Linked DNA regions of Homo sapiens: region 2 is linked to region 1. A link is an interaction called in ENCODE POLR2A ChIA-PET data of the cell type or tissue named here. Cell type or tissue: MCF 10A. All regions are shown on one strand. Each heading gives the region's core, and the rest is flanking DNA. Links, peaks and the distances in the headings are about the cores only.

Evidence for each region. ChIA-PET counts read pairs that join two places held together with the same protein. Peaks named below come from ENCODE experiments on the same cell type or tissue, not always from the same donor. Only the 100,000 strongest peaks of a DNase experiment are listed, where the experiment ranks them.
Region 2: POLR2A ChIA-PET joins it to region 1 with 6 read pairs; 1 of 35 experiments calls an interaction of 5 or more read pairs at or near these places.

What each region holds. Positions count from the first base shown.
Region 1 is chr16:68,656,203-68,660,597 of GRCh38, reverse strand. The region is part of intron 2 of CDH3 (cadherin 3); the gene reads right to left. Among named protein-coding and RNA genes, the nearest start is that of CDH3-AS1, 12 kb to the right of the region's middle. RefSeq lists an enhancer at 2,039-2,539. In MCF 10A, for the core only: no CTCF peak of the experiment used is centred there; DNase peaks (open chromatin) are centred at 177 and 1,837.
Region 2 is chr16:66,660,291-66,664,685 of GRCh38, reverse strand. All of the region lies in intron 1 of CMTM4 (CKLF like MARVEL transmembrane domain containing 4), which reads left to right. Among named protein-coding and RNA genes, the nearest start is that of CMTM4, 34 kb to the left of the region's middle. In MCF 10A, for the core only: a CTCF peak has its summit at 1,672; DNase peaks (open chromatin) are centred at 1,685 and 3,765.

The sequences.
Region 1 (4,395 bases), core at 166-4,165:
TTAAGAAAAAAACTCATAAGCTCCTCTTGGGGGGAAAATAAGAACAGAAATGAGTGTCTGCTTTAAGACTGGAAATCAACTTTTATTCAGCAAAATGCTTGCTAACTAGATTTTGAAATCTAAAGAAAAACTTGAGAAAAAAATGCACTTTGAATTGACTGATGACACATTCTCAATCTCTCAACACCCAGGGAAAATAATGCTAGTGTGAATGAATGTGGTAGTTTACTTCTGAGTCATGCAATTTAAAAGTTTTTGATTTTTGGTGAATTCATATGCTTTTGAAACTATTGACTATTATTTAGATAGTCATAAAACAAAAGTTAGTATGAAAACTATTTTTAAATGGTATAGTAACCTTAAGTTTACAGCAGAGTCTGTATTAAAGGTATTGTTTAAACATGAAAGCTCAATTTATCTGGATGATGTTAAGATGAACAGTTCACTCGATCATCTTTCTACAGCAGTCTTTCCTAATAAGGCAATTACTGATAGTTAGATTGCTAAAAATCCAAACACTTCACAATTTTGATGTTAACTCTTCCCTACACCACATCTGTAAAAGATAAAAGTAGAAGACTGGCTAAATAAATCATGGTACATTCACCATGTAAAAGACTACGGCGCTATTAAAAACAAGATAGATGTGTATTTAACAGTCTGGAAAGATGCCTGTGATTCTAAGTTAAAAAGCGAGCTGCAGAGTAACATTTGTATGCATGATATAGTCCAATTCTTGTTTTTAAAATTCCTGTATGCATACATAAGTTTTTTGTGCAAAAAAAAAAAAAAAGGGTCTACAAGGATTCTTATAAAATCAGTAACTGTGTGCTTGCCCTTAAGAGAGTAGAACTGGGGAAGAAATTTCACGTGTTTATTTCTTTTTCTCTTTATTTATTTTTTGGTTTTTTTTGAAGACAGGGTCTTGCTCTGTTACCCAGGCTACAGTACAGTGGTGTGATCTTGGCTCACTGCAACCTCTGCCTCCCGGGCTCAAAAGATCCTTTTTTTTTTTTTTGAGACAGCATCTCACTCTGTTGCCCAGGCTGGAGTGCAGTGCAGTCGTATGATCTTGGCTCACTGCAACCTCCATCTCCCAGGTTCAAGCGATTCTCCTGCCCCAGCCACCTGAGTAGAGTAGATGGGACTACAGGCATGCACCACCATGCCTGGCTAATTTTTGTATTTTTTGTAGAAACCGGGGTCTCACCATGTTGCCCAGGCTGGTCTCGAACTCCTGGGTTCAAGCAATCCTCCCACCTCAACCTCCCACAGTGCTAGAATTACAGTTGTGAGCCACCATACCCCAGCCTTCATGTGTTTATTTCTGACTTGCTTCTATTGACAGGCAGTAGAGTTCAGTGGTGTAAGCTCAGTCTGCTTAGGTTTGAATCTGAGCTCTACTACTTACTTAGCTGTGTGATCTTGGGCAAGTTACTTAACTTCTCTGGCCTCAGTTTCCTCACCTGTAAAACGGGGACAACAATAGTACCTCCCTCAAGGGATGTTTGAGGATTAAATGAGCTGATGCATATAAAGTACTAAGAACTTTATCTGTCACATAGTAAGTGCCACATATTTTTATTGAAAAAAGTGTGTCTTTACAGTGAACATATTTTCATGTATTAATTTGAAATCCCAACCAACCAACCGTCCCTATGTAAACAATATAAAATGGTATACATTGGGGAGGAGACGATAAAAAAATAAAAAGCTCCCCAGGCAATTTGATCACCAGCCAAGCTTGCAAACTACTGACTCAGAGGCCAAAAGCAGGGATAAACCAGTTGAAGTGGGGCTAAGTCCCAGCTGAGGAATGCAGGAGACTTCTGGAAGCGGAAAAAGACCATAAAAGACAAGAGAAGAGCAGGTTTCGAAGTACGGTGGGAAGCCTGGATGAAGCGACTCTACAGGGAGAAGGCAGTGTGTGGGCCTGGCGTCCTGTCCTGGCTTGTGTGGGGAGAGCTCACAAGTTGCTGTTTCTCCCCTGCCTGAAGTTACAACAAGATGGGGCACGCTGTGCAAAGGCCGCTCAGAAGGCAGTCAGCCTTCAGCAAGACACCCAGGAGAGCAGCCGAACCCTCCACCTGGGCCCTCTCACTGGCCAGTGAGCAGTCCAGCCAGCCGCCCTCTCATAGCTCCAGGGCCATTTCCCATGCACGCACAGGGAAGTTAGGGCCTCAAGGCTGAGGAGCTTGGACTCAGTAACTCGCCTCAGGCCACATCATTTGGGATGAGAAACAGCTTAGAATCCATTTTTCCCTTGCCTGTGCTGGGATATATACCATTAGGTCTCTTCCCACTGCTGGGTTTAACGAGAGTCTGAAGAATTTCCAAATGGACCCAAGTGCAAATCATTTCTCTAAACAGTAGTTCTAGCTTCTCTATAAAATGACTGGGGGCCAGGAATGATGGCTCACACAGGAAATCCCAACTTTGGGGTGCTGAGGCGGGTGGATCACTTGAGGCCAGGAGTTCAAGACCAGCCTGGGCAACATAGTGAGACCCTGTCTCTAAAAAAAAAAAAAAAAAAAAGAAAGAAAAAGACTGGGAGATATGGGGAATACCTGTGGTCCCCAAATTTGAAGGAGGAGACTTCTTAGAAAGATGCGCATGCACTCTTAGGCACGGTTAATTCCTGGGGATCAACGACTTCCTAAAGCGAATGTGAGACCCTAGAGTAAGAACTCAAGCAAAAATACCTTCTACTCCTCCTAGCGTACAACACAGGTTGTCAAGGTCTCTTGCTAATAGGTAACTTCCAACTTTAAAGTGGTCTTCAACAAAAGGGGGGCTACTGAGATTGAAGGAGAAGAAGAGGGCCTGGGATTATACCTCCCCATTCCCCATCTCCCCATTTAGCCCTAAGATGCCTCAGAGTCCTAGGGAAAAACAGATCTTTCCTCTTGGGGTTCAGTAGCACCTGGAGAGGCTCTCACGAAGGGAGGCAGCCCACCAGCCCTCCCACCTCCTAGCTCTGTGGCCTTGGCTCTGAGCCCTCTCCTCAGATGTTAGACAGCCACAGAGCCAGAGTCCTGAGTTCAAAGATGGGGTCGAGGGAGAAAGGAAGACGTTTGGCTTTTTGAGACAGAGTCTTGCTCTGTCGCCCAGGCTGGAGTGCAGTGGTGCGATCTCGGCTCACTGCAACCTCTGCCTCCCAGGTTCAAGCAATTCTTCTACCTCAGCCTCCCGAGTAGCTGGGATTACAGGCACACGCCACCATGCCCGGCTAATTTTTATATTTTTAGTAGAGACAGGGTTTCACCATGTTGGCCAGGCTGGTCTCGAACTCCCGAGCTCAGGTGATCCACCCGCCTAGGCCTCCCAAAGTGCTGGGATTACAGGTGCCAGCCATCACACCGAGCCCGTTTGGCTTTCTTTCCCCAGGTGAGGCATTCTGGTTCACTGCCCAAGCAGCAGGTCCCCAACACTCTTAAGTCCAGCAGACAGAGGCAGCTGCAGCCTGGAGGGAATTCTGTCAGCTGGAGGAATTTGCAGACCTCTGATGCTCTAGGTAACCCAGAGCCCTGAGGATGCCCAGATTTGGCTGGGGGAGGAGGAGCGAGTGAGGAAGGGTCTGTCAAGCTCTTCTACCCAGAGCAAGAGGTGGGAGGTCTTTGCTGCTGGAGGCAGGTGGGGGTGGGGTGACAGTTCTCTGCAGAGGGCTGTCAGTTTGAGTGCTCTCAGACCTGGTATCTGAACCCTCCCTGTTCCCCCATATCTTAAAAGGGAGGCCAGAGGTCCTGGGCAGAAGTGCCTGCCAACCCCAACCCTCCTGGCGATTAGCAGGGGCCTGTGGAGAGAATAGGAATTCAAAGCCCTTGGGTCAGAAGTTAACTATTTCCAATCTTCCTCTAATTTGGCTGGGGCCAGAAGACTCCAAATATCTTTCCCTTTCCCACCCTGATTGCCAAATGGTCAGTGCCTCATACTTAGGGGGTCACACCTGTGTTCAAAATGTGACACCACAATTTATTAGCTGGGTGACCTTAGATAGTTACAAAGTGACAAGCCGAGGTTTCCTATCCAGTTAAATGGGGCCAATTCCACCCACCTCATGGGGCTTTTAGGAGGATTAAAGGGGCTTATTACATAAAGTACATAGTGTGATTCTGGAATTCAGTAAGCTATTAGGTGGTATCTGGGTGGTGGTGGTGAGTTTTCACAGCCCTTCCTTGCCAGCCCTGCTGCCTGGGTTGGCAATGCCAGGTGACTAAATGAAATGAGAAAAAGGCAACTGAGGCAGACATGGTCCTCCAGTCTGAGAATCGGGAGGGGAGTTGAGAAGGGTTGCTGGGAGTGGGGGCCAATATCCTGGTTCCAGGGAAGACTTCAGAGACCCTGGCCTCCATACTGGTACAACTGGGACTTCAGCCATTGTCTCCATACTGGTAC
Region 2 (4,395 bases), core at 143-4,142, 2.0 Mb after region 1:
TTGACTAGTATCTCTTTATATAGTTTTTTTTTTAAGTGTTTGGTCTACGAATTACATTATACATACACATAATTATAACATTAATATTGTACACTTTACTTATAATTAACATTTCATTACTTAGAATGAAATACAGAAACCTTGCAAGTACATAGGTCCCTTTACCCTCCTACTTTGTTTTCGTTGTCAAATACATTGAAATCCCAACATTGTTACAGATTTTGCTCTTAACCATCATGCATACTTGAAATAACTCGAGAAGAATTGTATATTATGTTTACCGAGGTTTTTACCATTTCTGTTGCTTTTCTTTCACTACTGATATTCCAAGTTTCCCTCTGGTATCATTTCCATTCTCCATGAAGAACCTCATAGCGTTTCATTTAGAGCAGATTTGTTGGCTATGAGTTCTCTTCATTTTCCTTTATCTGAAATTTTTTTTTTTTTTTTTTGAGACGGAGTCTCACTCTGTCACCCAGGCTGGAAGTGCAGTGGTGCGATCTTGGCTCACTGCAACCTCTGCCTCCCGGGTTCAAGCAATTCTCCTGCCTCAGCCTCCAGAGTAGCTGGGACTACAGGTGCCCACCACCATGCCCAGCTAATTTTTGTATTTTTAGTAGAGACAGAGTTTCACCATGTTGGCCAGGCTGGTCTCAAACTCCTGAGCTCAGGTGATCTGCCTGCCTCAGCCTCCCAAAGTGATAGGATTACAGGCATGTGCCACTGCACCTGGCCTGTTCTAAGCTTTATATAAAATAATCCAAGAAGTAGGGATGCGTACTCTTTAAACAAATAGAAAGACAGAAAGTCTCAGCTAAGAAATAGAAGATATAAAGAAGCAAATGGGCCGGGTGTGTTGGCTCACACCTGTGATCCCAGCACTTTGGGAGGCCGAGGTGGGTGGATCACGAGGTCAGGAGATTGAGACCATCCTGGTCAACATGGTGAATCCCTGTCTTTACTAAAAATACAAAAATTAGCTCGGTGTGGCGGCGCTTGCCTGTAATCCCAGCTACTTGGGAGGCTGAGGCAGGAGAATCGCTTGAATTCGGGAGGCGGAGGTTGCAGTGAGCCAAGATCGCACCACTGAACTCCAGCCTGACGACAGAGCTAGACTCTGTCTCAAAAAAAAAAAAAAAAAAAAAAAAAAAAAGCAAATGAAAATCTTAGAACCATAGAACGTAGTATCCAAAATAAAAATGGATGGGCTGGATAGCAGAAGGTAGCTCATCACTCACTGTAACCTTGAACTCCTGGGCTCCAGTAATCCTCCCGCTTCAGCCTCCTGATTAGCTGGGACTGCAGGGGTATACCACCATGCCTGGCTAATCTTGGGTTATTTTATTATAGCTGCTTTACAATCTGATAATTCCAACAACTGTGTCATCTTGGCATTGGCATCTGTTGATTGTCTTTTTCCATATGAATTGAGATTTTCCTGGTTCTTTGTATGCCAAGTAATTTAGAATTATATCGTGGACATTTGTTTATTATGTTATGGGACTCTGGTCTTGTTTAAATCCTATGAAGAATGTTGATTTTTGTTTTGTTTTCGAAAGCAATCAACCTGGCTGGGTTCAAGTGAGAAGTTCTGGTCAGTCTTCTGTGGGTTGAAGGTTCAATATCAATTCTGTTTCAAAGCCTTTGTGATGCTATTTGAATCTTTGCTCGGTATATGCCACCCAGTGGTCAGTCTGGGACCTAGGTGGTGAGCTATCCCATAGTTCATTCTCAACGTCTTTACTGCACTGTTTAGGGTCAGATACACATATATATACAACTTTGGGTGAGCTCAGGAGTTTATAAGCTTTATGGGCTTGGTGTTTTGATTTATAAACAGGAGTTTATAGAACTTTATGGGTTTGCTTCCTCTTTCTGCCAGTTCCTTGGTATTTTCCAGCCCTTAGAACTCCTCTTTCGGGTCTGTGTCCCAAAAGCTGGTTCTTTAGTTACCCTACTCTGTTGAACAGTTTCCACAGCTGTGTCCATGTCCTAGGCCACATGGTGGGAGGACAGGGGAAGGGGAAAGCAAGGGGGTTCGCTCATGCCCTAAGAACTCGGGTTCCTCTGAGTCGACTCCTCTGTTGTGGACATCTGTAGCCTCCTGCTGCTGCATTGCCTCTGACACTTCAGGGTTGTCTGGGGTCTGAAATCTAAGTGAGAATGAAGGAAAAAAAAAGTTAAAAGGAAAATAAAACCCAGGATTGTGTTCAATGTCTATGAGTGTTAGGAAAATCCCCCTGTCTACTTTTCTGGCCAGAACTAGAGGATTGTCCTGGACTCCCTATCTATACCAGGCTCTCTTTTCTGGGTTTTTCTGGGTTTGAGGCTCCTTAGAGTCTAAGCTGGGGAACACTGGAGGAAAAATAGGAGCCTGACTGTTGGTTCTGTGGTGCTTTGAACTCTGGGCATCTTCACCATCTGCCTACTTTGATTTGTTTTTCAGTGTCCTGAAATAGCTGCTCTGTGCATTGTTTCCAGTTTGATAGCAGCATTCAGTGGGACAGACAGGCTGGAGTGTACCTACTTCATTAACTGGAACTGGAATTCCAAATTTATGATACTTGGAAGCTTTCTAATTTGTTTTTGTTGTCTGTTTTTATTGTCTGATAGCCAAATAGGCTCCTGGCTTGCAGGCTGCTGGGGCCCTGGCTTGTGTAGAGATGAATCACGGTGGCATGGTGTTTTGGTTTTTTGTTTGTTTTGTTTTTGTAGTAAGGAAATGTTTTATTTTTATTTTATTTTATTTTTTTGAGACAGAGTCTTGCTCTGTTGCCCAGGCTGGAGTGCAGTGGTGCGATCTCAGCTCACTGCAGTGTCTGCCTCCCGAGTTCACGCAATTCTCCTGCCTCAGCCTCCTGAGTAGCTGGAATTACAGGCATGCACCACTATGCCCGGCTAATTTTTTTGTTGTTTTAGTAGAGATGGGGGTTTCACCGTGTTGGCCAGGCTGGTCTTGAACTTCTGACCTCAGGTGATCCACCCACCTTGGCCTCCCAAAGTGCTGGGATTACAGATGTGAGCCACCGTGCCCGGCCTATAGTAAGGAAATGTTTTAAGTATTACTCTGGGATATTCCTGGCATGTGCAAGGAATCATATAAAAGGATCCATTTTAATAAAATTTGGACTTAATGTTACTATCTTTTCATATTAGCGAACAGACTTTTCTGCCTGTGAATATGAAAACAGAGCATTATAGAAAAGATTTGGGACTGCTTAGCTCTACTTCCCACTAAAAATGACAGTCTTTTACTTCATCCTTAACTGACAAGCGTTTAGCCTCAGTGTGACTGATGTCAGCTAAAATCACCAGGTCTGTTTTCACTTGGCTGCTTTTATCAAGTCTGTTCTCCCTACTCTATATTCCTGTAGCTGAATCTTTGAACCTGAAATTTATACGGGTTACAGTCCATCCGCAGCACCAGTCTGGCTGATGTTGGGATAATTTTGAAGCTTATTACCTTACATATTAGCAATCTGAAGTCTCTTATTCACAGATGTGGCAAGTGATAAACCAGCTTTGTATGTTTTCTCCCAAATAATTTCTAGAAACTTAAGTGGCCCTTCACCTGAGCCCATGTTTTAGGCTGACATGGAACATTAATTATCAACCTTTGGATAGTGTCCAGTTGCCTGTGGACATGGTTTAATGACTGTTTCGTAGATGCCTGTTCATGCCCTGTTGGTCAGTCATTACTCAGCTATTTTCCTGAGTGTCTGTTCGGGAGGGATAGAGCAGGGAGCCAGCTAGACGCGATTCCGGAGACAGGCCCCACCGTGCGGTAAACTGCACTTCCTCACTTAGCACAGCGAGCAGGAGAGGGAAGAGCTGACTATGGGGACAGGGCAGCCAAGTGTTAGGAGATTTGAGGAGACAGCAGGAAGCCTGCAGAGGGAGAGGTTTATTGTGGAGGGATGAGGAAAGGCTTCCCAGAGCAGCTTGCAGTTATTTTTTTATTTGCTTGTTTTTAAATTACTTCTTAAAGAAATCACACAAGTAATACCAATTTAAGAAAAATTAGAAAATACCTCTAAGTTAAAAGAAAAAAACACATGTCCTAGTATCTTACTCATCAGAGATGAACACTAGTCACATTGTGTGTAACACTGTCTCCGTATTTGTTCACATATGTCTGTGTGCATATATTTACAAGTACAGATTGCTTTGTAACATGACTGTTCTATGCTGCTTCTCCTTATCAATAGACTTTACAACATTGAAAATTTTTCTTTTTAATTTACATGCAATAAATTTCACCTTTTATGGTGGAGTTTTGTTTTTTTTTTTTTTTTTTTGAGACAGGATCTCACCCTATTGTCCAGGCTGGAGTGCAGTGGCATAATCAGGGCTCACTGCAGCCTGTACCTCCCAGGCTCAAGCAATCCTCCTACC